2 separate regions of the Mus musculus genome follow, and region 2 is linked to region 1. The links are chromatin loops, found by intact Hi-C in ENCODE. Cell type or tissue: left cerebral cortex. All regions are shown on one strand. Each heading gives the region's core, and the rest is flanking DNA. Links, peaks and the distances in the headings are about the cores only. Region 1 overlaps Cep350 (centrosomal protein 350). Region 2 holds the start of Gm51652 (a long non-coding RNA gene).

Region 1 (16,106 bases), core at 6,706-11,705:
ATTGAGAGTGAGGCTAAGAAACTAGCTGGGGCCAGCATTAACTATGGGTCAGTGTGGAACACCGAGTGTGATGTGAAGCTAGCACCTCAAGAGAATGGACCTTGGACTAAAGCTATCAGTCCACCTGTGAAAGAGGACATTGAAGATGCTTTCTCTGCCCGGATTCAGAAGATGCTGGGAACCTGTGTGTCTCATGCAGCTTTTGACGATGAGCTTCCTGGTGTAGGCAGCCTTAGTGAATATAAAAAACTTCCTGAGATGATCAGACCCCAGAGTGCCATATCAAGCTTACGAATGAAATCCCCTAGTCCTAAGCCAGGAGGGCTGCTGGCACAGTTGTGCAGGAGGCAGACAGATTCTTCCAGCTCTGACATACAAGCCTGTTCTCAAGAAAGAGCCAAAAGGTCTCTTTGTTCCAGCATAGACTCAGTCAGTGAAGGGCCTCTTCTTAGTGAAGGGAGTCTCTCTGAGGAAGAAGAACGCCGGGATGCACGGCCCCTTTTGAAGGTAGCGGAAATTTTAAAGGAAAAAGAATTCTGTGCTGGGGAGAGAAACTCTTATGAACCCATCAAAGAGTTTCAGAAAGAAGCTGAGAAATTCTTGCCACTTTTTGGGCACATAGGTGGTACACAAAGCAAAGGACCATGGGAAGAACTGGCAAAGGGAAGTCCACACAGCGTCATTAATATTTTTACTAAGTCATATCAGTTATATGGAAAAGGTGAGAAAAAGCCTATACTATATTTAGATAATTATTTCATAATTTTCTTTTTATTGTTGGTTTTTTTCTTTTTTAAATCCACCCAGCTTTCCTTTTCTAGGATGAAGTTTATCCCGCCAGGTTTAGCGCTGTTTCTCTTTATTAGAGGTGAATTCTACCAAACGTATAATAATATAACTTTAGAATTCCTAGGTTGTAGATTTTCACTCTATAAATGGAGCAAATTATTTGACAAATGAGTTGGTTTCATCTGTTATTACATTCAATTTGGTATTACATTTCATTTTCTTAAAATTTACATGTATGCACTTAAAGATATTGTGATAATTGTGTGTTATTGCTCTCTTTTGTTTAGTTACTTTATTTATATCAGTGGTTGACATAAACTAGAGTCCTTTGAGATGAGGGGACCCCTCTTGAGGATTTACCTAGTCCACCCTGGCCTGTGGGCGTGTCTGTGGGGCATCGTCTTGTTTTACTGGTTGACATGAAAGCCTACTGTAGGAGGTACCACCCCTATGTAGGTAGGCCTAGGCTGTATTAAACAAAGTTAAACCCAGCTGAACTTGAGCCTGAGCAGCGGGGCCAGCAGGAAGAGGCTTCCTCTGTGGGTCTCGCCTCTGCTCCTTCTTGAGCTGGTCCCTCATTACTCTCAGTTGTGGATTGGGACCTGGAAGTGTAAGAAAAAGAAGTGTTTTCCTCTCCAAGCTGTCTTTGGCTATGATATTTATCACAGCAACAGAAAGCAAACAGGGACAGTTGTCATTTTAGGCTGCTTTTGATTTTAATGCTCTTTCAGTTTCTTCTGTTGAAAGCAAAGTGCTTAAATCACTATTTTATTATTTTACTATTATCTTATTTCTGCGTATGGGTGGTTTGCCTGTACATTTATTTGTCTTATGTGTGCCTGGTGCTAGCAGAGGCCAGAAGAGGGTGTTGAGTCCTCTTGGCCTGGAGTTAGAGAGATTGTGAGTGCCCTGTAGGGCATTCCTCTGGATGAGGGCCACAGGTCTTAACTGCTGATCCATCACTCCGTCTTGACCAATTTAATAAGAAAATTGGTTTCACTATTAAATTCTTGTATTAGATCTTCATTAAAATTTTATACCTATATTGAAATATTTGGAGATGAAATATATGTATTTGCTTCAAAATACTCTGTAGGACCACAGAAGAAGAGAGGAATAGGTTGTTTCACTGAAAGTAGCTTGGTTTTTAATTGGTTGTTGTTGAAGCTAGTAATGGATACATTATTTATTTTCATATTTTTCCTAAAGAAGTGAAGACAGCCAAACATAGTGGCGCACGCCTTTAATCTCAGCACTTGGGAGGCAGAGGCAGGAGGATTTCAGAGTTTGAGGCCAGCCTGGTCTACAAAGCAAGTTCCAGGACAGCCAGGGCTACACAGAGAAACCTTGTCTTGAAAAAAAAAAAAACTATAAAAGCAAATGAAAGAATCCCTTGTTTATGTTAGTAACATGATGTTATAGAATGCTTTGCTTATAGTTTAAATTTTATTTTGTATTAACCATACCTCAATTATTATTTTTTTAATAGGGTTTGAAGACAGGGGAACATTGGTATCACGGCCTTTGAATGCCACCGCAACCCCACTCAGCAGCGTTTCCTATGAAGATGATTTTGTCTCCTCTCCAGGAAGTGGGACACTGACAGAAAGGAAGTCAACTCTTGAATCCCAGTAAGAATTTGATAGCAAATCTGGATACAGATAAGGGCTCCGGTCAGGATATAAGCCACATCTTAATTGTTGATACATATAAAGGCTGTGTAACGGGCCAGTCATGGGCTCTGGGCGCAGACTGCCTGAGCTGACTTGATAGTTCAGTTGAGTTCATTGTTTGGTGAAAATCGTCACCTGCTTACCTCCCAGAGTTGTTAGAAATGAACAGTCAGTAAATGTTCTCTGTTTTTTTGAGATATGGTCTCATGTAGCCAAGGATGACCTTAAACTCTTGATCCTCCTGCCTCCAATTCTCAAGTGTTCTGGGATTGCCTGCGTGTGCTGCCACACCTGGTGAGTGGAACATAGAATACTTATAGCAGGACTTGGTACATAAGAAAGAGAATACAGATTATAAGTCAGTCTGTGAGTTCCCAACAGAGGATAGCATTGGGAAATGGTCTTAATATAAGAAATATAAAAAAGTTGTTTTTTGTGGTAGATTGAGGAAAATCAGGTAGACATTTAACTTTATGATCCTAAAAATACTTTTTTTTTTAAATCAAGAAAACGTCTTGATTTTGGTATACAGTAAACTTCTAAGCTTTGAAATAATTGATTATAACAACTGATGATTATATTGAGCCCTTAATATGCAAGGCACTGAAAGGATGGGCTTTGCCTGTATAACTCACTTTTATAGTAGCCTGATTTGGGAAGGAGTATTCTTAGAATACCAGGTTTAGACAGGAAATTGAAGAACAGAAGTTAAATTGTACAAAATCACAAAACAAATTTGACTTTTCTAGAGTTTCTCCCCTAAATTTTATTACCATGTAAATTTATCATTCTCCATATTCAGTATTTTTTATACCCCTATGAAATTATTAAATAACCTTATAGACATTAGTTCTGCTAATTTTCTACTAGCTGGAATAGTATGAATATTCATAAAAGTATAGTAGGAAAAATATAGTTTCAATTTTGAGCCTAAAGAAAAGATTAGATTTTTAAATTAAGGTCTTTTTAAGGATTTAATTAATGTCATCAACCAATATTATTTAATACATTTTACTATTAGGTGAAAGTAGAATATATTAAAATTATTCTTCTGTATAAGATTATCAGAGGAAAAATAATTATGCTGAATGAAAGTATAAGCTCGAGTAGAAACTGAGGCCACAGTTTCCCATCGTCAACATTGTATTTTTTCTCATAAATGTCTGAAGCATTTGTTTTTTTTTCCATCTCTTCCCCCCCCCCCCCCCCCAGGGCTTGTGTAGCAAAGGTTAGCTTTGAACTTCGGACCCTCTTCCCAGTTTATGGTGTTCTATAGACCAAACGCAGGGCTCATGCGTGCCAGGCAGAGCCTGCCAACTGAGCTCCGACTCCAGGCCTGAGACATTTTATTTGGTTTTACTCCAGTAAACAACTCATCTGAGTAATAAACTGAGCCATAGAGAATCTATTAAAATGGATAAATTTACAGTAGTTGTGGGACATTCCTGCCACTAGTTAGTTTGAGTACCTTTTGTTGTAAGTTTGTTTTGTTTTTGTTTGTTTTTTACTCAAGAGTAAGCTTTGCTTTGCCATCTGATCTAGGTACTCTGAGCTCCTTTGAAACAGAATTTGTGATTTTCTTTTAATTTTTAATTTTTATTTTTTGTTAACTCGTATTTCTTTCTCCTTGGCAGAGTTGATGGTAGCAGCTTGGGCGTTCAGGAGGAGCATCTGAGCAGACAGTTTGCCTGTGACCTTGCCTCTGTGGATGCTACCTCCCAGCACTCCTCGGGAGCTCGCTCTGCTGGGTCCACTCGCTCCTCCTCAGCTTCTAAAGGGAAGAAGGGGAAGAAAGACAAGATGGACTGTGAGTGGAGTCCCACCTGATGGCTTCTCTCTTCTTCATAGTTGTGTGCTAGTGACCTAAAGTTATAGTTTGGTTCTTCAGTTAGGAGATGAATTTATTTATGATAATGTAATTAGCTTTTACATTTGTGAAATATCTTTTGCTATATAACATCAAACTTTTTAGTATAAATTTTTCAATACAGACAAAATACATAATTAAAAATTTAAGAATTACAGATGCTCATTCAAGAACTCTATAAATCAGGGCCAGCACACTCTGGAGATGGCTCAGTAGGGAAAAGCAATGGCTGCTCAATCCTGATGCCTGAGCCTGAGCCTGGAGCCCATGCAAACGTGAAGGGGAGGACACATCGTCATCCCGTGACCTCTCTCTCTGTGTGAGCAGTGGCACTCTTCTAAGTGTGCAGTTGGCTCTCCCACACACAAATAAATAAAATACAAAATTTAAAAGAAGTATAAGTCATCCATAATCCATTTGTTCAGAGGCAGCTGCTATCATTGTTTTTGATGACTTTTTCAAATATATACATGAAGCCATATCTTTATTTTAAAAAGAAATACAAATGATACTGCTCTGCAACTGCTTTAAAAAACCCAACTTGGTAATATATCATGTACATTTCTAAGCATCATCAAACATAGTCCTCAAGTGTCCTTCCCTGTAAAGCAGACTGGAGTTGATAGGGTGATCTGAAGAGCATGGGTGTTTAGTGGAAGTGATGTGTGCTCCATGGTACTTAGCATGGTAGTTGGACCTTTTGGCACTCAGTGCTTGATATACCTGCTGATGTATATAGTTCCACTCTGTTAAATCACTCCGTGAGCATGTGTGTATGTCTGTGGAAGTCAGTGTACAACTGTGGTGGGTTTAGTTCTTCTTCCACCTTGAGACAGACTGTGCATACAAGAAGCTCACTGGCCCATGAGCTTCTGAGATTCTTTTCTTCCATCTCACTGTTTAAGAGCTGGGATTGCAGATACGTGCTACTATGCTTGGTCTTGTGTGGGGTTAGGGGATCCCAACTTTCTTGGTTGGGCAGCAAGCACATTACCCACTAAGCAACCTCTCTAGTCCCATATTTATTCTATAGACCTATAAGTAGGGAGATACAGAGGTCATGCAAAAGCTTCTTGTGCTCACATAATGGTTTCAAGCTTGGGAGTGATTTTTCATATATATATATGAAAAAAAAATATATATATATATATATATATATATATATATATATATATATATATACACACACACACACACACACACACACACATTTCCTAATTTCATATATATATATATATATATATATATACACACACACACACACACACACACACACACACACATTTCCTAATTGAAAAAATAAATTGTGCTTATTGACTTGAAAAATATGAGGTGGAATAGGAATATGGGAAGAAACTAACTGGTCAGTATAGGAAATTATATTTAAAAAAAATTAATTGGCCATAATTTTTAATGTAAAGATGATAGTGCTAACATTTACAATTTTATTTTGGTGAAATAATGCACACATAGCTGGATGTGGTTAGGCATCCTTTAATCTTCACCCTGGGGAGGCAGATGCAGTCTGGTCTCTGTGAGTTTGAGGCAGTCTAGTCTATATGGTGAGTTACAGCGCAGCCAGGTCTATAAAGGCCTCGTCTCAGAAAAATCAAAATAATAATAATAATGCCAGCATGGGCTTGAGATACCATCTCATTTAAATCATTTTCACGTTCAGTGACATTAAGTCCACATTTGTATCATGGTGACTGCCACCACTACCATTTCCACTCTTCCTCCACAGCTACTGACAGCCACTGCTTCTGTAAGTGTGACTATTCTCTACTTCACACAAGTAGAATAACCAGACTGTGGAATTACAGACATGTGCCATATGCCTATTTTCTTAAATGGAGGCAGAAAAATGAACTGCTTTATTTTAGATATGAAAAATAAGTCTTAAATATAAATTAATTTAAAATACTCTGATCTGTAATTTATTTTACTGAAATTTTTTTAGTAAGTCTAATGTTGGAAATTTTCTTACAAAAATTTCCTTTCCAGGGTTGGATTCCCTCACTGGAAGTGCTCAGAACCCACTCATTGATGAGGAAAAAGTACAGTCAGACTCAGAACGCGGCTCCCATCCAAGCAGGAAGCTTGGGACTGGCAGCAAACTTGCTGTTGGAGACTCTGAGCAGACTCTGGATGCTGAGAGCACACTGGAAGACCTGTCTGGGCACTCTGTGAGGTAAAGCCCTGGATTCTTTATGCTGCTATTTGTATATATGGAAGTTAAATCTATTGTTCAGTGAATTTGGTAAATATCAGCTTGGCAGTTCACGGTCATGTCTGAGCTGGGATGGGCTGTTGACTTTCTGAAGGGCACTGTGTATACTGTGTAACTTAGTTCACAGCTGTATACTTTGTTTTGGTATGTGGACATTCCTCATTGCAATTGTTAAAACATCTCTAGTAATTATTTGCCTCAAGTACAAGCCCTTTTTCTCTCCTGACATCATCGTCACACTGTTCTTGGCTCAATCTTTTGTATAAGCATTTGCCTCTCTTGGGGTTCATGAGGTGAGCTACCCCACAGAGAGATGCTTAATAATCTAGTCCTCCTGGAGTGTCCCCATCAGAGCACCGCAGGGCACCTCATGTCTACATACTGTGTTCTCAACTCCACTCTTCCACTTGAAACACAGCTGTGCAGTGTCCTTCTCATCCATCTCACTGTTGAAATTATTTCTTCCTCCACACTGATCATGGAATTTGTATACCTGTATTTTTCATTCTTTTAAAAATGTTTTAAAACTGTGTGTGTGTGTTTGGGGGGAGGACATTTGTGGTTTACTTTCCGTGTGAGGAGGTGAAAGGACAATTTCAGGAGGAGTCAGTTCTCTCCTTCCTCTCTGTTTCTCTCCTTCCTCTCCGTCTCTCTTGTATGGGCCATGCTGGTTCTGTTCTAACATTAACATCAAGCTGCTGTCCCCTTGAGCTTCTAGTGGTTCTGCTGTCATTGCCGTTGATCTCACTACAGGAGTGCCGTGCCATTCCAGCAGTTTCCCCCTCCTGGTACCTCCCCCACAGTTTCTCATCCCATTCCCCCTCCCCCTTGCCACCAAGATGTTCTTCCCCCACCAAACCTCCCCCTACCCTGGGGCCTCAAGTCATTCGAGGATTAGACACATCTCCCACAGAGAGCAGACCAGGCCGTCCTCTGCTATATATGTGCCAGGGGCCTTGGACTGGCTTGTGTATGATGCCTGATTTGTTGTTCAGTCTCTGGGAGCTCACTGGGCTCTGGGTTAGTTAAGACTGATAGTCTTCCTAAGGGGTCTCTTCTCTTCAGCTTCTTCAGTCCTTCCCCTAATTCAGCCATAAGGGTCCCTGACGTCAGTCCAGTGGTGTAAGTATCTGCGTCTGTCTCAGTCAGCTCCTGGTAGGGCCTCTCAGAAGACAGCCATGCTAGGCTCCTGTCTGTAAGCATATCATAGCATCAGTAGTAGTGTCAGGCCTTGCCCCCCCTCCCATACACCCTCCCCGCCATGAGATGGATCTTAAGTTGGGCTGGTCACTGGACCACCTTTCCTTCAGTCTCTTCTTTATTTTTGTCCCAAAAAGTTCTTTTAGACAGGGACAATTCTGGATCAGAAATTTTAACTGTAGGTTGGTAACCCAGTCCCTCCACTTGAGGCCATGTCAATCTACTGGAGGTGGACTCTCCCCATTGTTGGGCATTTTGGCTAAGGTTATCTCCATTGAGTCCTGAGAGTCTCTCACCTCCCAGGTCTCTTATACTTTTTAGAGGGTCCCCCCATCTCCTAACCCCTGAGGCTGCATATTTCCATCCATACTCCTGGTCCTTTGGGCTTCTCTCCTATACCCCACCCCATAACTGATACTGTTCCCCTTTTCCCCTTCCCCTCCTCTCCCCTCTCTCCCTCAGGTCCCTTTCTCCCTCTGCCTCCCATGATTATCTTCTTTCCCCTTATAAATGTGATTGAAGCATCCTTACTTGGGCATTTCTGCTTGTTAAACTTAAGGTCTGTAGGTTGTATCCTAGATATTCTGTACTTTTTGGCTAATATCCACTTATCAGTAAGTCCTTTTGGGTCTGGGTTAACTCACTCAGGATGATATTTTCTAGTTCTATCTGTTTGCCTGCAAAATTCATGATATCCTTGTTTTTAATAGCTGAATAGTATTCCATTGTATAAATGAACCACATTTTCTGTATCCATTCTTCAGTTGAGGGACATCTGGGTTGTTTCTAGCAACTGGCTTACTAAAGGCAATCTACAGATTCAATACAATCCCCATCAAAATTCTAATACAATTCTTCAAAGACATGGAAAGAGCAATTCTCAACTTATATGGAAAAAACAAAAACCAATACAGGATAGCCAAAACAATTTTCAACAATAAAAGATCTGCTAGGGAAATCACCATCCCTGACCTCAAGCTGTACTACAAAGTAATAGTATTAAAGACTGCCTGGTATTGATACAGAGACAGAAAGTTCAATCAATGGAATAGAATTGAAGACCCAGAAAGAAACCCCCACACACCTATGGACACTTGATCATTGACAAAGAAGTCAAAACATACACTAGAAAAAAGAAAGCTTCTTCAAAAAGTGGTGCTGGTCTAACTGGTGGTCTGTTTGTAGAAGAATGAAAATAGATCTGTATTTATCACCTTTCACATAGCTCAAGTCTAAGTGGATCAAGGACCTCAACATAAAACCAAATAATACACTGAGTCTAATAGAAGAGAAAGTGGGAAAGAGCCTTGAATGCATTGGCACAGGGGGACATTTCCTGAATAGAACACCAAGGGTTCAGGCTCTAAGATCAACCTCATGAAACTGAAAATAAGAGAATGTAGGAAGAGCCTCAAACTCATTTGTGCGACACTGGACCTTGCCAGGAAACTTGGTAAGATGGAGCAGATCTTAGTCCCTGGGATTTTGGGGTTCACACCTGAGACAATAGGTGGCCTCCTGCCCCTGCCAGATTCCTGGCCTAGAGCATGTGCCCCACTTCCCACATAAGGAAACCTGAGTTCTCCATGCTAATGAGGTACCTAGAGGCCCTCAGGGTTTAGCCAATAAGCTCCAGCTCCCAGACATTTCTCCCTGAAAAGGGTATTGAATCTGATCCACCCTGAGAAGTTGGTTTGCATCCATTTTTCACGATGAACAACCAATAAACAGTTTGAAACCAAAGACCATCTCTTTCATCTACCACCATGGGGAGCAGGGAGAAGACCTTCTCCTATAGAGCCACAGTCTAAATCTCAGTAGACCTCTCTGTGCTACCACACAACTGCCTGCCAAGCTGATAAGCTAAGCTGCAGCTCTCAGCCCACTGTTCAGCCTGCACTCTAGCAGCAAGTGGGTGTCCGGGGAGTCAGGGAATACCAGCTTCAGCTTTCCCATATCTCAGAGTGCATTTTCCCACCCCTGGAATGGTGTCTCGTTGCTTCCTTGAAGCCCAACACCCACAGTTTTGTCTCCCCCAATGGCTATGCCCTGTGGCATGACGGAATACCTTTCCACACTCATTGGCACACCGGGAAATTTCCTGAGCAGAATACTAATGGCTTAGGCTCTAAGGTTAACTGAAAGAACCTAGTGGGGAAACAGGTAATAAGGACACATGCTCCACTATGTTTCTAGCAGCCTTATTTATAATAGCCAGAAGCTGGAAAGAACCCAGATGCCCCTCAACAGAGGAATGGATACAGAAAATGTGGTACAATTACCACAATGGAGTAATACTCAGCTATTAAAAAGAATGAATTTATGAAATTCCTAGGCAAATGGATGGACCTGGAGGGCATCATCCTGAGTGAGGTACCCCAATCACAAAAGAACTCACATGATATATACTCACTGATAAGTGAATATTAGCCCAGAAACTTAGGATACCCAAGATATAAGATACAATTTGCTAAACGCATGAAACTCAAGAAGAACAAAGACCAAAGTGTGGACACTGCCCCTTCTTAGAATTGGGAACAAAACACCCATGGAAGGAGTTACAGAGACAAAGTTTGGAGCTGAGACAAAAGGATGGACTATCTAGAGACTGCCATATCTGGGGATCCATCCCATAATCAGCTTCCAAACGCTGACACCATTGCATACACTAGCAAGATTTTGCTGAAAGGACCCAGATATAGCTGTCTCTTGTGAGACTATGCCAGGGCCTAGCAAACACAGAAGTGGATGCTCACAGTCAGCTATTGGATGGAGCACAGGACCCCAATGGAGGAGCTAGAGAAAGTACCCAAGGAGCTAAAGGGATCTGCAACTAACCAGTACCCCCCGGAGCTCGTGTCTCTAGGTGCATATGAATCAGAAGATGGCCTAGTCGGCCATCACTGGAAAGAGAGGCCCCTTGGTCGTACTTTATCTGCCTCAGTAAAGGGGAGCGCCAGGGCCAAGAAGTGGGAGTGGGTGGGGGAGCGTGTGGGGAACTTTTGGGATAGCATTGGAAATGTAAATGAAATAAATACCCAATTAAAAAAAAGAGATGAAGAAAAAAAAATAGATTCTGCTCAGTTGTTCAGTTGTTATGCGTTAAAGCTGTTAAATAAATCTAATAGTCCTGTCTTCAAAAAAAAAAAAAAAAAAAAAAAAAAAGAAAGAAAGAAAAGAAAAGAAAATGAAATCTAAGTAAGCTTAATAAATTCTCCATAGTGGGATCTGTGTCTCGCTCTTCATCTGTGCAGAGTCACAATGGATAAAGGAATTTGAACCTTGTAAAGGAGGAATATAATTTAAAAAAAAAACTTTTTTAATGTATTTGAGAACACTGAGAACTTAACTTTTTGAAATGATAGTCTAAGTGAATCATCTCTGCCAAGCAAATATAAATTCATCTTGTAAAACCATACAGTGAGTTATAGAGTCCTTTATTTTGTTTGATGTGGTAGAATTCAAAATGAGAATTCATGTTAGGAACTATAAATCAAATTGACTATAGTCTCCTATGCTTTCCATGGCTCAGTTTTGGTCAACTGTCCTTATAAAATATTAGGTGGGAAATGGTAGAAATAAATGACTTCCTTCTTTACAGTACTATTGTTCTGAGTAATTACGTAGGATTCAGGCTCATCTTCCATGCGACTCGTCTTTCATGCGACTCAGCTCTTGAGCAGTATTTGAGTCTAATTAAACCTTTGTCTATGTAATAATGGGTTCAATTGAAGGGTAGTAATGGTGCTGATTTGTATATGCTAAGAAACACTTTATAAAGTGCTTCCTTTAAGGGAAAGGTAAAAATAATAATAATGGAAAAGATTGTATGCTGAAGTTATGTAGCAAAGAACTACTGTGAGAAATGCTTTATTCCTGAAATTATGGGATGGTAAAAGACTGAAATGATGGGAATGGTAAAAAACAAAACAAAAAACAAACAAACAAAAAAATAGTTTTACTGTAGTGCCTCAAACTCTAACGTTCACAGCCACACCGGGTAGCAAGTAGCAAGTTAAGATGAAAAAGTTAGGCTGGAGAGATGGCTAAGTGCATAAGAGCACTCAGGGCTCTTCCAGAGGACCCGGCTGTGGTTCTTAGCACCCATGTTGTTACTCTCAACTCCCTGTAACTCCAGTTCTAGGGAATCCAGTGCTCTGTTTTGGTCACCTTAGGCTCCTGCACCAGGTCCTACAGAACCATACACTCAGATACACACACATACACAAAATATATATATATTTTTTAATGTACAGGAAAGGCATTAAACATGTATATGTGTAAATAGTGTGGTTTCAGGGATCTGTTGGAGGTACTAAAAACATATCCCCACTGTGTGTGTAGGGGACTACTGTTAGACTCTCTAAGTCATCTGGTAGAGATCTCGTTAAGCCAGTAAATACCTTTCAACACTATTTTTATTCAGATATTCAAGGTAGGCCCAATTTTTGCCTTTGAAATCTATCACTTTTTTTCAGAAGCTAAAAGAAAACCTATTTTAGTTTATTAAAAATGTCTTAAGGGCTGGAGAGATGGCTCAGCCGTTAAAGGCTAGGCTCACAACCAAAAATGTAAAAATGTCTTAATTGCACCAGGTGTGGTGTCCCATACCTTTGATCTCTGCTTGGGAGACAGAGGCAGGTGGATCTCTGTGAGTTCCAGTTCACCCTGGTCTACAAATCGAGTTACAGGACAGCCAAGGCTATACTTGAAAAAACAAAAAACAACAACTATGCTAAATACTTTGTAGATAATCTCTTAATTTATCCACCAAATAGAGATCCAATATAAGTAAATATGAATGAGAGGTGTCTTGTGATGTGTTAAATGCCTTAAGAGTTGTTACAATCAGTTATATGAAGTTACTTAAGAAAAGCTCAGACAGTGTTACAGTATTAAAAAATTCAGTATGCATAGTTAAACATATATTAAGCATTTGGAGATGACAGTATGCAAATAACTTTTTGCTATGACCTTTGGCTTAACAGAGAAAATTAAGAATCATGGCTTTAAAGAAATTTAAACACAAAATGATATTTTATTTGAGGTACATGTTTTAATATTTGTTTCTAAAGTTTTTACACAGTTATATTTTTATTAGTGTATAGTGGCTGTCTTAGGTTTTGCTTCATAATGGAATGAATGAACTGTGCTGTATGTGACTTGTTCAGTGCTAGTTTAGTCAATACGCTACTTCACTATTTTATTTAGAGGCCGTTTACCTAGCTTGTTCAACGCCGTGTATCTAGCAACTAGAGAAGTATTCATGCGATCCAGTCAAGCAGTGACTGTGGATGACTCCTCCATCATAGCTAGTATTGGTAAAGTTAATTCATGTTGGTAAAGAAAAAATGTTTGTTATTCTTTCTGATTACATGCTTCTTGGAATAGTTTCTCTAATGTCTTTATGCAAAAACTTCTAGTGGCTCTTCAGACAAGGGAAGATCTCAGAAGACTCCAACTTCTCCCCTATCTCCAAGTTCACAGAAATTGTTACAGTTTGACCTTCCTGGGACTTCCTTAGAAAGATCTAAGTCCTCAGTCATAGTACCTCCAACTACAACTGGATTTAAGCCCACTGCAGCTTTTACTGACGTGAATAAAACAGAGATGGCTTCAGCACCAGGTAAGCAGATTCATGCAGGTAAAAGTTTGAAAGTACAGGGTCCATATAACTCTGCTAGTGGAGTGCAGGCCTAGCCTGGGCTCACCGGACACCACATAAATCACACGCAGGATGCACACACCTCAGTCGAGGCAACCGAGTGAGTTAGGTGAGCTTGGGGTCCATGAAACCATCTGTCAAGAGAGAGGTAGAAACTAACAAGAAAAACTGCGAACTAAGTGGTAGGGAAATGTTACTTCAAGTTTATATGATTACTCTTTTAAGTATTGAGCAAAAACTGTGTAGAAATTAAATATTCAAAAGCATACGTTCAACAGTGTTCATTTTTTCCATGTTGTCATCGTTAGTCAAAACTCATCCCCCAAATATTATGTTTCATCTGTAGGCATGTAATATGTATATAGACATGCCCATAAGAGAGAAAAAGAAGTAACTATTAAAATACAGTATATTAGTAAGTCACTGTCTTTAGTACAAAGAAAAGGTAGATTTGTCACGTGCTCATAAAATGAGAGCTGGTGTTGTGGTTTTGTGTGAGCCTTTTGATTTAACGATGCATCTGTGCCCAGGTCCTCAGCGTTTCTCTCCTGCTGGCCTTCAGCATCGCATGGCTGCAGAACTCAGTTACCTGAGTGCTCTCGAGGAGTCAGTGCGCCAGCTGTCCGACGTGGAGAGAGTTAGGGGCATTGCCCTCGCTCAGCAGGAGAGTGTATCTCTGGCTCAGATCATAAAGGTAGTAGCTGAATTTTTGTAATTTGTTCCTGTGGTTTTCTTCTTTTCTTTGTGTTTAGAATTACCCTTAATGAGTTTTGTTTGGTAAACAAAACAAAACAAAACTTTCAAGCTAGGCATTGTGGTGCATATGTTTAATCCCAGCATTCAGGAGGCAGAGGCAAGAGTCTTTCAGTGAGTTCAAGGCCAGCAAGGTCTATATAGCAAGTTCCAGAGCAGCTAAGACTACATAGAGAGAAACCCTGCCTAAAAAAAGAAAAAAATTCAAACTTCCAAGGAGAATTAAAAATAGTCTGTATATTACCTATAACTAACAAAAGAAAAACTGTCACATGGATTACTAAAAAGAAACTGGAAGCCTGATTTGGTAGAGGACACTTGAATCTTATCATTTGTGAAGCTGAGTCAGGAGGATCAGGAATTTAAGGTCAACTGGAGCTCTGTAACCACACTCTTCCTTAAAGGCCAAACCAAACAAACCAAAACAATTGGCACCCCCAAGAGAATTGAGAATTGAATGTGCAGCCGAGCTGGAGAGCGCCATCTCAGTCACTCTGTCACATGCTTTGTTTTCCATGTCTTATACTCTGCTTTAATAACTGAAAATGAACGATTGAATTAATGAAGATTAATGATAACAGTCACCTTTTTTTTCCCTGAAATTGACTACGTTTCTCTGGGTGGTGGTTGTTGTTTTGTTTTGCTTTACTTTGTTTGTTTGTTGGTGGTGATTTTTGTTATTGTTGTTCTTTATATTTGTTAACATTTGTTATTATTTATTTAAAATGCATTTGTCTATTGTATGTGTATAGTCTCAGGCGATCAGAGGACAACTCATGAAAATCACTTCTTCCACCATGTCGGTCTTGGAGATTGAACTCGGGCTGTAGAGCCCGGCAGGAAGCCCCTTTCCTTGTTGTGTGATCTTGCTGCCCCCACTTTATTTGATTTTTTTTTATGCTTTATTTGAACTAAGCAAACCAACCAAGGAACCATTTCTGAGATCCAGATGTTTTATAAAACAAGGATAGTGTGCACTGTAACTCAGCACATCCAGAGGTTAACCAGTGTTCTCCTTTGTGGAAGCTCTAGGGCACCATTTTTATTTTATTTTACTTAGGTATTACATTCAATTAAACAATGCAGATTTTAGCTGTGCAGTTTTAATTAATGTATATTTCTCCACAACAACCATCTAATCAATAGAAAACTTCTCTCATCCCATGCCCATTTTCTGTTAATTCCCAGAGGGGTATTCAGTCCGTTTTCTTATGCTATGGCTTATTTTTTGTCTCTTCCAGAATTATATATGTATATTCATGTTTATTTCTAACTCTATTATAGTTTATTTTATTCAACATAAAGCTAGAATTTATGTATGACATTGTATTTTTGCCTAGTAATAAACCAGTGATTAGTAAGTAGGTCTTAATTGTCCATGTATTTTCTTGTTGGTTGATATACAATATATTTTCATTTTTCTTGCATGAATACCCAGGATTATTGCTTGGGTCATGTATAAGCACTTAAAACTTAGTGAAAAACTCTCATATTGTTTTCTAAAATGTGGGGTTTTTTGTTGTTGTTGTTGTTGTTGTTTTATTTTTTCTGAGACAGGGTTTCTCTGTATAGCTCTGGCTGTCCTGGAACTTACTCTGTAGACCAGGCTGACCTCGAACACAGAAATCCTCCTGCCTCTGGTTGCTGGGATTAAAGGCGTGCGCCACCACTGCCCGGCTTCTAAAATGGTTTAACATTGAATGTTTGGCCTCACTGCAGTAGAAAGACCATACTGATCATGGGTTTGGAATAAGCATTGAGTCTGGCAGTTCTTAACAAAGTAGACATCAATCTCTTTTTATGATTCATGGGCCATATTGAAAACATCTAGGGACTTTGTACTGTTGCAGTAACTGGATAACACTATTGTTAATTAGCCAGGGTAGGCAGGAATCCTGAATCCCTTTACAATGTGAAACAGTTACATAC
Region 2 (16,106 bases), core at 5,069-10,068, 47 kb after region 1:
TTTCTTAATTGCCCAAGAGGACTTTATGATGTGACACAGTGTTTTGTATCCACGTGTGTTAGCTAGTTGGGCAACCTCTTGAAGTTTAACTAGTACTAGTGAGGAACTGAATGTGTGTGCATGTGTGTGCTTGCCTGTCTGTGTGCCTGCGTGCATGTGTGTACACAGTAGTGTGTGTGTGCCTTGCACATGCATGTGGCAGACAAAGGACAGCCTCGGGTCTCACTCAAACATTCTGTAGTACCTCACTGTATGAATATGGCACATTTGGGCTTCTCTCAGCATGGAAAATGTCGGCTGTATATACTAAGACTTCTCTGGAATATAACCTAGGAGTAGCAGTTTTCGGTCATAAAATATTTGTTTCATCTTTTCAAAAAGCACTAAAATACTTTCCAAGGTGACTGAAGCAGTTTCCAATTTGTGAGTTATAACTGCTGTGCAGCCTCATATTTAGCCAGCCATCACCACTGGATATACATGATGAACATCTGTTCTCCGATGGTGTCAGCCAAAATTGCTAATGAACAGACTTTATTAGAAAATGTTAAATAATGTGGTTTTACGCTGAAAACAAGTCTAAATGTAACAAGTTTACTTCTTCATCGACAAAGATTGGACACTTTTTGTTTTCACCCTGTGTTTCTAGGAATAGCAAGTGAAGAGGGATCACCAATGCCTTCTTACTCTCCGAGGAACAGTGAAAGTTGTATTCCAGAAGACCTCGGCAGTCCTTCTGACTTATGTGTTCCTTCTGAGGCTAGGGTACAGGCACAGCCTGGGAGTCCAGAGCACAGCACACTTACTGAGGAGATGGTTTTTTCACAGGAGCTGGAATCTACCTCTCCTAGCAAACATGTGAGTTAATGACTCTTCATATCTTAAAACTGGCTTAGGGAAGCCAGTGTGCTACGAAGGTACTACTAATAGTTGTAGTATGCCTGTTAAGGGCAGCGCTGACACCCGTGCTCGTAACGTGCAGGATTTGACATTTGGACAGAAATAAAGCTTTTAAAAGGCTTACATTTAAAAGTATATGAATTTAGCTTTAGTAGCAGTCAAAATTATACTCTGTCAAGTGTAATAATATTAAAGAGATAGTACCTTAATTAGAGTTACTAATGCTGTAATGAAACACCATGACCAAAAGAAAGCTGGGAGGAAAGGATTTATTTGGCTTACATTTCCAAATCACTGTTCATCATCTAAGGAAGTCAGAGCAGGAACTCACACAGGGCAGGAACCTGGAGGCAGGAGCTGATGCAGAGGCCATGGAGGGTGCTGCTTACAGGCTAGATCCACCTGCTTTCTTTCTGAGCTCAGGGTAGCACCAGTGAGCTGGGCCCTTCCCCATGAGCACTAATTAAGAAAATGCCCTACAAGCTTTCATACAGCACTATCTTATGGAGGCATTTTCTCAGTTGAGGTTCCCTCCTCTCAGGTGATTCTAGGTTGTGTCAAGTGGACATAAAAACCACTTAACATGGGAAGGGACTTTTAAAGTCTATAAGAGGAGCAGTAAGCCGGCTCAGTGGGTGGGTGAAAGGGTGTTAAGCCTGGCTTTGATTCTCAGGATAGAGGCAGCTAACTCTCACATTCCCAGAGTTTTCCTCTGACTAGCATGTGGTGTGTGTGTGTGTGTGTGTGTGTGCGTGTGCACATGCTTGTGCACGAATATACATAAGCACACACATACACACAGAGAAATGAAGATTATTTGTGCGAACATGACAAGTTCTTTTGCAAATCTGCTTTGTCTTAGAAAGCATAAAATCTTTAAAACATACCAAAGTGTCTTTGCTATAATTTAGTTAGTAATTGCTAGTTCATAATCAGAGTAAGAGTGATGATTATATTGCTTTAAAATATTTTAAATGAATTGTTTTCAATTATTACACTGGGCATTATTAGAATAATAATATTCTTCTGTATTTCATAGAAAGATAAAAACTCAAACTTGCCTGTTTTTAAACTGATTTCTACAAGATTAAGACATCAGCATAGCAATATGAAACACTAACAAATGTAACAGTAAAGCTTTTTTACTGAAGAAAGTTACATATGTGCTAGTGTGCATGTTTCTGCATGTAGAAGTCAGAAGACACTGGTAGGAGTCAGTGCTCCCCTAAACCACATGGGCTGCAGTCAAGCTCAAGCTGTGGGTCGGCAACAAGTGCTTGACTCTGCTGAGCCATGTGACAGGCCCTATTAAAACCTCCTTCATTTAAAAAATATGGATAGAAATATCTATGGCTAGAATTTTGTTTTAAAATTGTTACTTTATGTATATGGGTGTCTGGCTAGCATGTGTGTCTCTGCACCATTTGTGTGCCTGGTACCCAAGGAAACCATAAGAGGACATTGGCTCCTGAAACTGGAGTTACAAATGGTAATGAGCCACCATGTGGGTACTAGGATTTGAATCTAGGTCCTCTGCAAGAGCATCCTTAGTCTTCAGAATGAGAACCTGGCTTAAATTATATATAATATTGAATATATAGACTATATATAAATGTAATATAATGAATTATAATTAAAATATAATGAGGCCCAGTATTCTTATGCTAATCAAGAAATTGCATTAAAGAAGAAAAAGAAAAGGGTTTCATTTTCTTTTCACTTAATATCCTGATTGCTGCCCCTACTCCTAGTCACACCTCCCACAATCCCTCCTCCACGCCCCCTTCTCCTCTGAGAGGATGGAGTCCCCCCTGGGTATCACCCAATTCTGGAACATTAAGTCTCTACAGAGCTAGGCATATCCTCTTCCACTGAGGCCAGACAAGGCAGCCCAGCTAGAAGAACATATCCCATAGCCAGGCAACAGCTTTTGGGATAGCCTTCTGCACTAGTTGTTGGGGATCCACATGAAGACCAAGCTGCATATCTGCTAAATATGTGTGGGGAGGCCTAGGTCCAGCCTGTGTATGTTCTTTGTTTGCTGGTTTGGACTCTTAGAGCCCCAAGGGTCTAAGTTAGTTGACTCTATTGGTCTTCCTGTGGAGTTCCTATCCCCTTCAGGGCCCTCAATCCTTCCCCAACTCTTCATAAAAGTCCCCAGCCTTCAATCCATTGTTTGGCTGTGAGTCTCTGCATCTGTCTGATTCAGCTGCTAGGTGGAGCCTCTCTGAAGACAGCCATACTAGACTCCTGGGTGCAAGTATAACAGAGTAACATTAATAGTGTCAGGGATTGGTGTTTGCTCATGGGATGGGTCTCTAGTTGGGCTGGTTATTGGTTAGTCATTCACTCAGTCTCTGCTCCATTTCTTGTAGACAGGATAGATTTTTGAGTTGAAAGTTTTGTGGGTGGGTTGGTGTCCCTAATTGCTCCATTGGGTTTCCTGCCCTGGCTATAGAAGATGGCCTCTTTAGGTTCCATATCCCCAATGCTATGAGTTTTAGCTAGGGTCACTCCCATTGATTCTTAGGCGCCTCCCCTATCCCAGGTCTCTGTCTCATCCTCTAGATGATTCCCACCCCTGCCAGGTGGAGATTTCCATTCATTCTCATGGCCATTTGGCCATCCCTCATGTCTTTCCCCACACCTGATCCTGACCCCCCACCTCAGTCCCCTCTCTCATCCAGTTCCCTTCTTCAATCTTCATCCTACAAGTATTATATTCCCTCCTCGTTTGGGCCTTCCTTCTTGTTTAACTTCTCTGAGTCTGTGGAGTGTAGCATAGGTATCCTGTATCTTATGGATAATAACCACTTATAAGTGAGTACATACCATGTGTGTCCTTTTGGGTCTGGGTTACCTCACTCAGGATGATATTCTCAAGTTCTATCCATTTGCCCAAAAAATTCATGATGTCTTTGTTTTTAATAGCTGAATAGTATTCCTTTAGGTAGATGTACCACATTTTCTTTATCCATTCTTTAGTTGAGGGACATCTAGGTTGTTTCTAATAATGTTTTTTAAACTTCTTTTTTTTACCTTTTGTGAAATTATAAAATAGTGCTAAAATTTAATGTATTCAGTTATTATATAAATTATTAAATTTAATGCTTATTTGATATGAAAATGTTATACTTTAAAAAAAGAGCACTTGCTGCTCTTGCAGAGAACCAGGTTCAGTTCCCAGCACCCACGTGGCAGTAACTGTAGTTGCAGGGGATTCCACAGCCTTTGCTGCCTCCATAGGCACTAGCTGTGCTCATAGTGCACCGCCATACAGGGAATAAATAAATACATTTTAAAATGTTGTAATTGTTGTCTTTACTTAGTTATATCTCAGATTTAAATATAAGTTCAGTTGTATGACAAAATAATTCCTGTTTATCTTTCTGTTTGAACAGTCACCTCCCAAAAGTTGCTTATCTATGTCAAAGCAAGAATCTAGCAAAGCAAGTCACAGGACTGAAGGACACTGTCATCTGCCTGTCAAGTCTCACCAACCCTGTTACAGTTGGTCAGATGAGTCACTGTCTATGACACAGTCAGGTAAGGTTACAGTGAGTTTCTTCTTTTGTTTTTGAATTCTCTTTAAGCTTTGACCACATGCTAGCACTCGGTTATCCTTTGTTGCTTTGTATGGCCAAGATTAATTCATATAGCACAGTGGTTATCATTGATAATTACATCCTTGATTCCACAAATTGTGACTAATTTTATCCTCTTGTGTTAGTAGACATTTATTTCTCCAAACATTTCTTTCCGTCAGTCCATGTCCGACAGTGATTGTGTGTTTCTACAGCACTCTGGACTTCAGTGTGCCATACGTGCACAGCACAGCTGGTAGATCAGCTGGCTCACCAGGTCTGGATTGAACTCCTGGCGGCAGGTTCTGTTTTCTTAACGTTTGTAACACCAGTGCCTCATAGGTACTGTTGATTGCTGCATGTGTGGGTGTGTATTAATTTTTTTCAATGAGTTATTAGTAACCATGAGGTTAGAAGGTTGTGGGACAGGATAGCACAAATCTCAAAGGAGCCATGCAGACAAACAGAAGCCTATGGATGGCAATAGGAGCATTCTGGGTTTTTAGACCTCTCCCTGATCATGTCTCAGTTGGATGTTGATTTGAAAGACTGAGTAGCTTCTCCATTGCAAGGCGTCAGGGGTTTGTTGGTCTTGAGAAGCATAGCTAAAGGGAAAGTGTTGTGATTATTAGAATTATGAGGAAGTGAATGCAATATCGAGTATTGCCATATTAATTATATTGATAAGCATATATTGCCATTTGAACTCATTCTTTTTTTGTTTGTTTGTTTGTTTTCGAGACAGGGTTTCTCTGTGTAGCCTTGGGCTGTCCGGGAACTCACTTTGTAGACCAGGCTGGCCTCAAACGCAGAAATCCTCCTGCCTCTGCCTCCTGAGTACTGGGATTAAAGGCATGCGCCACCATGCCCGGCTGAGCTCATTCTTAATTTAAAAGACATTAGTGTTTGTTTTGTTGTTTTGTTTTGGAGGATTTTGTTGTTGTTTTGGTTTTTTTTTTTCTTTTAAAGTAAAAATGGTTTAGTTGTTTCTATGAGAGGAAGTGGACTGGGCAAGAAGTTTGTTTAATCAGGGGAGTACTTGTTGCAAGTATGAAGACCTTAGTTTGGTTCCTAGAACCCACGTGTAAAGGAAATGTTATTAAAGGCATGTAATGTTATAATGTAACATGTAATAGTAATAATAATGTAACATGTAATAATGTAGCATGCAATGTTATAATGTAACATGTAATATAATAATGTAGCATGTAATGTTGTAATGTTAGTCCTGGGCAAGTGGAGATGGCAGGTGCTTGGGGCTTGTTGGCCAGCCAGTCTAGACATGGTGTGGGGATAAACCAGGTCTCAGAAAACAAGTTGGATGTGCCTGAAGAAAAACACCCAAGGTTGAATGCTGGCCTCCACCAAACACATCCATGTACAACCGCACACATATGAACCGCCCCCCACACACACACACAATTTTTAAAAGGTAGATAATATACCATAATTGAACTGTTTTCCTTGTGATTGATTATCTAGATATTCTTAAATGTTCACAGTTTTAAAAATATATTGATTCAAAATCATGTGGAGAGCAAAGTTTACATGTGGTCTCCTACATTTAACAAAGTAACATCTCAACTTTAAAGGCATATAAATAACTCTTGAGGGTTTTGTTTATTGTTGTTTTGTTTTGTTTTCAAGTCAGGATCTCACTATGTAGCTCTGGTTGTCCTAGAACTCACTATGTAGATCAGACTAGACTCAGACTCATAGAGATTAGCCTGCTTCTGCCTCCCGAGAACTGAGATTAAAGCTGTGTACCACTACACCTAGCTTAACTCTGTTTTTTGAGACAGATCTCATGTAGGCCCGCCTGGCCTCCTCCTACCTTCCCAGGGATGGAACGACAGGCATGTGCCATCTTTGCTTAGAAGCATGGAACTCCTCAGGCCAGAGAAGTTGATGTTAGGAAAGATGATTAATTTAACCCAGACTACAGCAAATGAATATAAAGCCCCAAGTGCTTAGAGCTTTTAATCTAAAACCACTTATTTTCTTCAAAAGTTAAGAGGAAGCCCATGAAGATGATGCTCAGATGCCCTCCTCCTGACACTGCTGGTTTTAGGACGTTACGTCTGTGCTTAGAGATCATGGGAACTTGGCTTTTCTTTGGAGCCCAGATATTGGGTTCACACCATTTTAAAGAGACAGTACTCTTTCTGCATTTCAATGGTTTCTTAGGTAACTTAATCTGAGATAACCTAGTCTCGGGATGCAACGGTGCACATCTGAGTCTGAGGTTTCCAGTATGAAATTACTGAGTGTATGGAAATGCCATCAGTGTGTGATTCTAAGAGGTGTGGGAAAACTCACTTGTGTACTGTGGTATCTCTTTGTGCAGTGAAGTAAGCAGTGGCATTGAATGCTGCCTGTTTGTTTCCTTAGCCTCTGTAGGACAGGTTATAATGCGCTGCCTGCCTCCCTGTGACATTGCCATGACTAGGCCTCTAATATGCAGAAGTAAAGTACTGGGGAGAAACAAGTTTTCATCAGGTTTACTTTAGTACTTTGTAAAGCCTTCAAAGCAACAGTAGGGCATTTCTCTTTATTGTATGTGATAATAAGACTTCAGTTAATGATTCACATTCAAAAATGTAAAATTCTATTTTATCCTAATTTGACTTTAAAAATATAACAGCATGTATTAATATCTGAGGACAATTATATGAACATCTTGCTACCAAAAGTAAATTTTTACAGAAAGTACAAATTTCACTAACATAAAAATTTAAACTTTAACTATGTATCTTGCTAAGATATGGTTTTTCAAAGTGTACTTGCACTTTCAAATAGTGAGCTGACAGGATTGCTCAATGGTTTAGAATCCTTGCTTCCTAGCCCTGACAACCTGAGCTCAGGCCCTGGGACTCACAGTAGGAGAGAACCAACTCCCACAGGTTGTCCTCTGACCTCCACACATACATCCATACTTATGCACACACACCATACACACACAGGCACAGTTGTCACAGTAATTATAAATAAAAGCAAACGAATAGTACCATTAGAAATCAGAAAGACAATTAGTAAGACTAAAGCAAAGGGAAGATCTTGGGAAAGCAAGCATGTATTTTATTAATAACATTTTTCAGTAGCTCAATTTTAAAAATTTTAAATATTAACTTTAAGCATTATAGCTTTTCCTTATTAATTACTGAGTTAATTTTATTCTTTGTTAAAATTAATTAGAAGGTTTTGCTTCTCTCAGAAACCACATCTGACCAGAGTGACATTGAAGGGAGGATCAGAGCTCTGAAGGATGAGCTGCGGAAGAGGAAGTCAGTCGTGGAGCAGCTGAAGAGGGAGCAGAGGAAGAGACAGAAGGAGAGACTGAAGGCCCAGGAGGCCAGTCTGCTCAGACAGCTGGAGGTGAGAGGGGGATGGGTCAGTGGGCAAGGTTAGTTCCTGCCAGAAGCTCAGGTGTTTACTGCTAATAAAGTAGTCATGTAGTGCACATTTTATCATCCTTAAGAACAAATCCGAAGATATCTACAGTATTACACTAAATATTAAATACTAAAATAAAAAATTTCCTGATTATGGTACTGGCCAGGCAGTGGTGGTGCACACCTTTAATCACAGCACTCTGGAGACAGAGACAGGAGGAGTTCTGTGAGTTCAGGTCCAGCCTGGTCTACAGAACGAGTCCCAGGACAGCCAGAGCTACACAGAAAAACTATGTCACAAAAAGATTATGGTGATAAAAAAGATTATAATCTCTTAAAAACATTAAGATGGATGGATAGACAAATAGATAGATTTAGATATTCACACTGTTGTTGCCAGTCTGTTCTAGAAAGAAGGCCACACGACCCTTGGGCTGTTTTTGGACAGCTCTTAATTGATAGCTGCAGTCGCTTCCCTCCTAAGCAGCCTTCCGTGTTCTGCCTGATACGAAACCTGATTTTGCTGCTGTCCTCCTCCTGTCTCTTCCTATAGTCCCGGTTCCCTGATGTTCTTCTACCAAGGCCCCTTTGTTCTATTCCCTTCCTGCTGCCATTAGTCTAGGGCCTGGCTCGGGTTCTGAGGCCCCTTATCTGTATTATCTGTACAGTCTCTTGGTTATTACTGCCTCTGGCTGATTTTTCTATATATCTCATCTCCCTCTGTCTCTTTCTGTCTGTCTGTCTTCCTCTCCCTCTTCCCCTTTTTCCCTGCCTCTTTTGCCTTTCTTCCTTTCCATTCTTTCCTTCCCCCAGCCTCCTCTGCCTCCCTACAGCCTCTCCCTGCTGCCCTAGCCTCCTTGCCCTAAGTCATGGTATTCATCATAAAAGCCATCTGAACTCCTGTTAGGACAGCAGTCTGTCCTCATGTCACCGCTTCTACCTGGATACTTTCAAATTTTCAAAACATTTGTAACTGTTAGGCCTTCAAGCTTACCAAGTGTGAGAAAGTGCATTGCTGTGTTGAACCAAATTATCTGTCCTTTTAATTTTTACCCATTGAGTTCCTTACGAAATTCAAATGGCTATTTTTATATAACAGGAACTCGGATAATTGAATGCATTTTCTTTAATCCTCATAGGAGTGAAGTATGGGTATTACCTCTGAGTTTCAATAAGATTAAGGATCCAGGGACACACAGCCCACAAATGATAAAGGCAGGATTTTTATTTATTTCTAATTCCAAATTCTATGTTTTCCCATGAAAATAGGCCTTTTAATAAGTGTGGAAATAATAAACATCCGCATGGGTGCATCACATGCTGACAGAGCAGGCGTGGTAACTAGTGTTTTGAAGTCAGAAGAGTGGTTATAATAAATAACCAGCCCTAGATAGCCACACATTCTTATAATCAGCATAGAAATCTGAAATAGAAATGGGAGTTCAAATCCACGCTGACCCACATAGTGAGTTCCTGATCATTCTGAGCTATATACTGCACCTCTAGCTCTAGGGAATTTAGAATAAGCAGTGGCTCTACTGGGAGTTCATGTAGGAAAGCAGTGGGAGAAAGTTTAAAAGTGGAGGTGACATTCAGGAACTTAATGGCTAGACTAAGAAATTTGAGCTTTATCTGATTAGTCATGCAACTGTGAGCCATTAAAGTCATACTGGAAATAAATTACGAGTCAATAATGTTGCTAAAAAATGCTCATTGTTATAATCCTAGTACTCGGGAATTTGAGGCAGGAGGATCTCAAGTTTGAGCTTAGTCCATGCTACATACTAAATCCTGTCTCAAAAAAAAGTTACAAAGTTGTAAAGAATATTTCATTGATAGAAATGTCCAGAAAAAGTGCCACATGATCCATCTCACTCAGCACTTGGCTGAATAGCTAAGTACAAATGAAAGGGACGTTATGTCATAGAGAAATAAATATACATGGCAATTTATATGAAAAAAGATTTATTGGTCACAGATTTAATAAACTACATTAGATCGGTATTTCTTTCAGATCTGAGTAGCTATACCTTCTATAAAGACCTAGCTAGATGGCCCAGCATGCATATATGTTTAGTTAATGATTAATACTAAAATTTGTCAAATCATTGGTAATTCCGATGAAGGTAATATGGAAGATAAGAGTTATCTACCTATTTAGTAGGGATTTTAGTCCAGACATTAAGAATTTGTAATAATTAGCAAGGATCCATCCATCATTCTTTCATTCTCTAAAGATGTATTGACTAGAAATCTTTTTAGTCTAGTTTAGGCCAGACATAAATACAGCCTGAATAAAAAGTGCTGAGCTTTTTTGAGCTACTACACATAATAGTTACACAAGTGAGGTTAGCCCTCCAAGTGGAAGAGACATGTACTAGAGAGACGGTCCATCTTGAATGCCATACTAGTGATAGTTACGATGTATTAAAGTTCTGGTGGTTAGTAAAGAGTGGGCATTTTAATAAGCAGGCAGCAGTGGTAGTGATTCTGACCTTCTGACTAGTTGTACTCAATTTCCCCTAACTTCTATTTCTTAAGAAATTTACAGCCAGTGAACCTCAGAAACAAAACAACATACAAGGCAGTGTTGTAACTCAAGTCTTTAGTCCCAGTACTAGGAGGAGGCAGAGGCAGATGGGTCTCTGTGAATTCAAGTCCTGCTCTACATAGTGAATTCAAGGTCAGCTAAAGCTACCAACCTCAATCACCAATGCACACACCCCAAAGCCACAAAGTAATAGTGTCTACTGTAGAAAATAGCATATAACAAGTTAACGATTTCAGCGTGCCTGGGTGGTTATCACTCATAATATTTTTGGATTGAAACTATAATTTCTTGCTTCATTTCCTATAGTGGTGAAGATGTGGCGGGGAGCAGGGAGGGAATCTTTATAGTCTGTCTTTTTACTAGTTGAATATTTAAATTACGCTATTTAAAAATTTTAAATATTCTTATGATTTAAAATACCCTTTAGCAAGCGCAAGGCCCTGGGTTCGGTCCTCAGCTCTGGAAAGGGTAAAATAATAAAATACCCTTTAGAACAGTGTGCATAATAACTTCTCTCACTCTTCCAAACGTAGACTTATGATGAATTCATTAAGAAAACTGAAGGTGAACTCAGCCAAGATCTAGACATATCCCCAACATCCAAATTTCAAATGAAAACTCTCTCCTCCGTATCCGAAAAACCCAAAATCAAGCCACACCCACTACACAGGTAAGAACTTTTAAAACTTACATATATACTGATTTATTTGATAATGGATAAGGAAAGATGTTTAGTAGAAGTGATCTTTTAACTAACAGTAAATGATACAAGTAAAAATACTGTTTGTTTCATGAACATAAAAGTGTTGCACATGACAAGTGCACAGTCACTGAGGAAGTGCAAATTGCACTGTGTATTGTGAACCTGCACCAGGCCGTGCAGCTAGAGCCAGTCTGCGGCACTGCGAAGGAGCAGACAGCTGCATGTGGATCCTTGGAAAATATGGCAGTGTCTTAGAAACACCTGTAATCTTCAACTCCACAACCCTGTGTCTAGAAAATTAGCTTGATAAAATATGTCATGCCAAAAATTTCTGTTTGCACTAAGTATATTTATTATAGCAAACTTTATGTTTATTATGACATTCGTTTATATTTATAAAACATTGGAAATGATCTTTAATTCCAAAAATGAGTGAAATATCTCAGGAAATTATGGTTCTATTCAGGTAATAGAATATTATATATCCAGTAAAAAATATACAAGGGACTAGATAGCAATAGTAGAATATATGTTATACTAGGTTAAAAAGTCAAGTTATAACAGTTAAATGGTTTGGACAGTGGGTAAGAGGCTTCTGAGAAACAGGCATATGTGAAAGCAAAGAGAAGAGAAGCATGAATGATGAAGAGAAAAAAAAACGGTAAATGTGATTGGGTACTGCTGGAGTTCGGAGAGACTGGAGAAATAAGGAAAAGCCACATTGGGAAGGCTTTGTGTGCATTTAGTTTTAGTGGTTCACATTTTACTGTGAGATGTAAGCCTTTAAAGTTGTTTTTAAAGGATTTTGAAGGCTGGAGTGCTCATGGTAGAGCACTTGTATACCATGCACAAGACTCTGGATTTCTATCCCCGTTGGTATAAGAAAACAGGAACAAGCTAAACGCTTTGCTGAGTGTGGTGTTTCCTGCCTGAAATGGCAGCATTCAGGAGGTTAAGGATCATGAGTTCTAAACCAATCTAGGCTACATAGTGAGTGCCAGGTCAGCCTGATATGCATGGTGCAACTTTTATGTATTATCCAGCCCCTCACCTAAGGTGCTGGGGAAATGGCTCAGTGTTTAAGAGCACTGGCTGCTCTTCTAGAGGACCCTGTTCAAATCTCCCACATGGCAGCTCACAGCAGTCTGTAAACCTAAGATCAGGGAGTCTGATAGACCTCTTCTGGCATCTGTAGCCACTGCAGCAGTCATACATTGCAGCAAAACACCCACATGCATTTCTTTAAGAAAGGAAAGAAGAAAGGAAACAAACAGGGCTAGGGAGATTTTTCAGTAATTCAGAACACATACTACACATACTACTCCTGTAGAGGACTCAAGTTCAATCCCAGCACCCAAATTGGAGTTACAACCATCTGTAACTCCAGCTCCTGTAATCTCAGCACTAAGGAAGTAAAGGCAGGCTTAGAAGTTCAAGTCACCCCCTCTACATTAGCAAGCTCAAGGTCAGCCTGGGATACACATAAGCAAATAAAGTACTTATTGAAAGGCTTTATTAATCAGGGTAGTAGATCTTTCTGTAAACCAGCAGTTAATAAGGCTCTTGTTCACCAGCAGAATATCAGCACATTTAGCTTATGTTCAGTCTCCAGCATCAGAAGATATTTGTATTCAGAGAGCTTTCTGACTTTAATATTAAGGAAAGAGTAGAAGAAATAGGCTTAGATGCCAAAAGAAAAGCAGTCTAAGCCAAGCCTCAAATAAACAGCAGTAATGAAAGACGATGATATACTTTAGAAATTTCTAAGAAGTGGTATTGTCTAATTAAAGTGCTGGATGGGAAACAGGAAAACAAGGGCTCCTGTATTTCTTAAGTCAGTTGAGATAGGCTTTCATTATCTTAAAAGCAAAGAGGTTCTTGTGGGAAACTTAGGATTTTGGTTTTAAGTGTTCATTTTGAGATGTTATGATTCATACAAATAGAGTTGTGTGGGTGTCAGATAGAGGGTAGATAAAGCTGGAAACACATGCATTTAGAGAAAAAGGGGATGCAAGTAGTAAATAAAACTAAATAGCAACATTTAAGTTATTATAAGCAAAAGGCAGAAAGCAAACAGCATGGCCAGCAGCTGTAGAGAAGGAAGCTGGTGAACAAGGAGGGGCTGGAGGTGTGGTCAGTGTGGAGCAAGTCACTGGAGGGAGGGAGAGAGAGAGAGAGAATGTGTGTGTATATTCTTTGTTTTAATTTTAATGATTGAGGTGTACATATAAAACAAGGAATATAAAAGACATGCCTTTTGTCTTCAGAGAGCAGCAGGAAAGGAAGTTGAATGGTTAGAAATCTAGAAATATGTAGCTAAAAAGACAAGATAAGCTATCTGATGCCTCATGGTCTCTGCTTGTCTCATTGAGTTTATCCACAGAGAACAACAAGAGTCAGAAACAGAAGTACCTGCTGCAGGGAGGAGGGGGGACTTGTCTAAGGATGCCTGCTTACTGTTGTCAGTCATGCAGTATCTGCAGTACATTTCATCTTATTACTTTTTCCACTTCAGATCTGAAACAGCAAAAACTTGGAAATCTGTAACAGAGTCAGAGCGTTCCAGAGGGTCCTTGGCATCCATTGCTGAACATGTTGGTATGTTACTGAAAGAAAAAAGTGGTGTAGACATAGTGTAAGGCCTACAGAATTCTACCTCTACAAAAGTGAATTTCTGGGGCTGCAGAGATGGTTGAGCACTTAAGAACATGTAATGTCTTTCCAAGTTAGGTTCTTAGCACTTATCTCAGACTGGTTACTGACAGGATTGGATTGTTGCTTACTCTGAAGAGAAACTCTTGGGCTCAAGTCACCCCTTTACCTTAGAATCCCAAGGGCAGCGTCTGTTGGGAACTTATGTTCCCGCACTCAGTTCCTTTTTTTTTTAAAGCGTGCACCACTTTAATTTCAATACTACTATACAGGCAGAAGTTGGTGAAAGCAGTCTACATAGTGACTTCCAAGCCAGCCTATATCATGTGGTGATTATTTTTGAGGCTAGAGAGATGTCTAGAGAGTTAAGAGCACAGGCTACTCTTCAGTGCATCCATGCCAGGTGACTTAAAACTGCCTGAATGTAACTACAGATCCCAGGATATCTCAAGGGATCTAACACCTTGTATCTGAGCCTTCTTTTGCGGTTCCATCTCCTTAAAATTCAAGCTCATTGTAGTCAATCTCTCATTGAAACTCTCCTCCAATAAATCACGGTAGGGTTTGAGACTATCTGCCATAAAGGCAGAGTCAGCATAAACAGTTATTGGTTTCCTCGGCACTGTTGTGGGATCTTCCTCCTCTCGTTGGGGCCGTGGTGTGCAGAGATGATCCTGTCCAGGATTCATTACCAGGAAGTCATGGCTGGCATCCAGCAAATAGACCTTTCAGTCTACACCTCCTAGGCCAAACCTTCTGGTTACTCAGCCAATCTACTCCATCGTAAACACCCTTGAAGTTATACAGATTGAAGTTGTGCTTCAGAGGGCCAATGTAGAGGTTGTGGTAGGGCCAAGTTACTACCAGGTGCTTCATAAGCTTACGTCGTCTTTTAGTGAAGGCCTCCTTGAACAGTGGCAGGAAAAACACTGAGGGGAGGTCCTTCAGAGCAGAGACAGCCAAGTCTTCATTATTCAGCAGCAACTGGATTGCCAGGTGCTGGAGTGTGGGAAGAGCCTGAAGCTCATCCTGAGAGACTCGGGTAGAAGGATCCAGACACAGACACTGGTGACAGGTCTCCTAGAGCAGTAGGGCGAGGAGGTAACTCCAAGATTCCTATCTCTGTTCTTTTTAAGCCAGTTTTTATTGTCCCACATTTCTGATAAAAAGGGAGACATGAAAATCAAATAGCTGCATACTATTAACATCTTTAAATTCTTCCCTGGTAATTGTTTATCTGTTATATAATGTGATAAATAATCATATGTAGCTCTTTTCAGTTTAACTCAGAGATAACAATTACTAGAAAATGATTATTGAAAATAAAATGTAGTCATATGAAGAAACTAAACTGAGGCAAATAAAAGCTACTTTCCTGCCAGTAACGGTAAAGTAGAGATTTGAATACAAAACCCAATTCCTGAGTTGTTAGCTCATTATATACTTTCTTCTTAATTTGCTACTTTAGCCCTTAAAGTCCTAAATTTTCAGACATAATCTCATATTTTTACATTCTCTCTCTCTCTCTCTCTCTCTCTCTCTCTCTCTCTCTCTCTCTCTCTCTCTCTTGCATACACACACATATTAGAGAACTTAGGGTCTCCAGAAAAATGTGTTACATTTCAAAGCTGTTTTATTGTTTATATTCTGGATGTTTTGCCTACATGTATGCCTGTGCATCACATGTGTGTCTTATGCCTGAGGAGAGAGCATCAGGTCCCCTGGAATTGGAGTTACAGATGGTTTTGAGTTGCCATGTAGGTACTGGGAAGTGAAGCTGGGTCCTCCACGAGAATAGCAAATTCTCCTAACCATTAAGCCATCTCTCTAGCCACCAAACATTTATTTTTTAAGAAGAATAATAGTATATCCCCACCATGTTCTTCTGCTTGAAGACATAACATTCTTTATATAGCCTGCTTTCCCACGGTCATGTTTCCAACGAGCATGTTGAATAATGGTGCCATAAACTTAGTCCCTGTTACTTTATAAATTATTCCAAACTTAAAAATTTTTAACGTTCTATTTATTCTTTTTTTTGTTTTGTTTTGTTTTTGTTTTTCGAGACAGGGTTTCTCTGTATAGCCCTGGCTGTCCTGGAACTCACTTTGTAGACCAGGCTGGCCTCGAACTCAGAAATCTGCCTGCCTCTGCCTTCCAAGTGTTGGGATTAAAGTCGTATACCACCACCAGGCACGTTCTATTTATTCTTAATACAGTTTTTTTTAAATAAAAAAATAACCTCATGATAATCAGCGCAAGTCATATTTATTGACCAGAGCTTTCTTAACTGAGAGTTGACTTTCATTTAAATTTTGGGTCTC

Evidence for each region. A loop is a pair of places that touch in the nucleus more often than their neighbours do. Peaks named below come from ENCODE experiments on the same cell type or tissue, not always from the same donor. Only the 100,000 strongest peaks of a DNase experiment are listed, where the experiment ranks them.
Region 2: a loop joins it to region 1, with 2.2 times the contacts of the local background. A loop is called at or near these places in 6 of 42 quality-filtered maps.

Annotation. Positions count from the first base shown.
Region 1 is chr1:155,912,728-155,928,833 of GRCm38, reverse strand. Cep350 (centrosomal protein 350) reads left to right here. Exons shown (of 38, transcript NM_001039184.1): 12 at 1-721; 13 at 2,279-2,420; 14 at 4,097-4,269; 15 at 6,334-6,520; 16 at 13,183-13,385; 17 at 13,955-14,118. Among named protein-coding and RNA genes, the nearest start is that of Gm37383, 35 kb to the right of the region's middle. In left cerebral cortex, for the core only: no CTCF peak of the experiment used is centred there; a DNase peak (open chromatin) is centred at 9,664.
Region 2 is chr1:155,863,662-155,879,767 of GRCm38, reverse strand. Cep350 (centrosomal protein 350) reads left to right here. Exons shown (of 38, transcript NM_001039184.1): 29 at 650-858; 30 at 4,302-4,446; 31 at 7,699-7,859; 32 at 10,961-11,097; 33 at 13,646-13,728. It overlaps Gm51652 (a long non-coding RNA gene), which reads right to left and starts at 13,646. Exons shown (of 5, transcript XR_003948067.1): 1 at 13,588-13,646. It also overlaps the pseudogene Gm36934. In left cerebral cortex, for the core only: no CTCF peak of the experiment used is centred there; no DNase peak of the experiment used is centred there.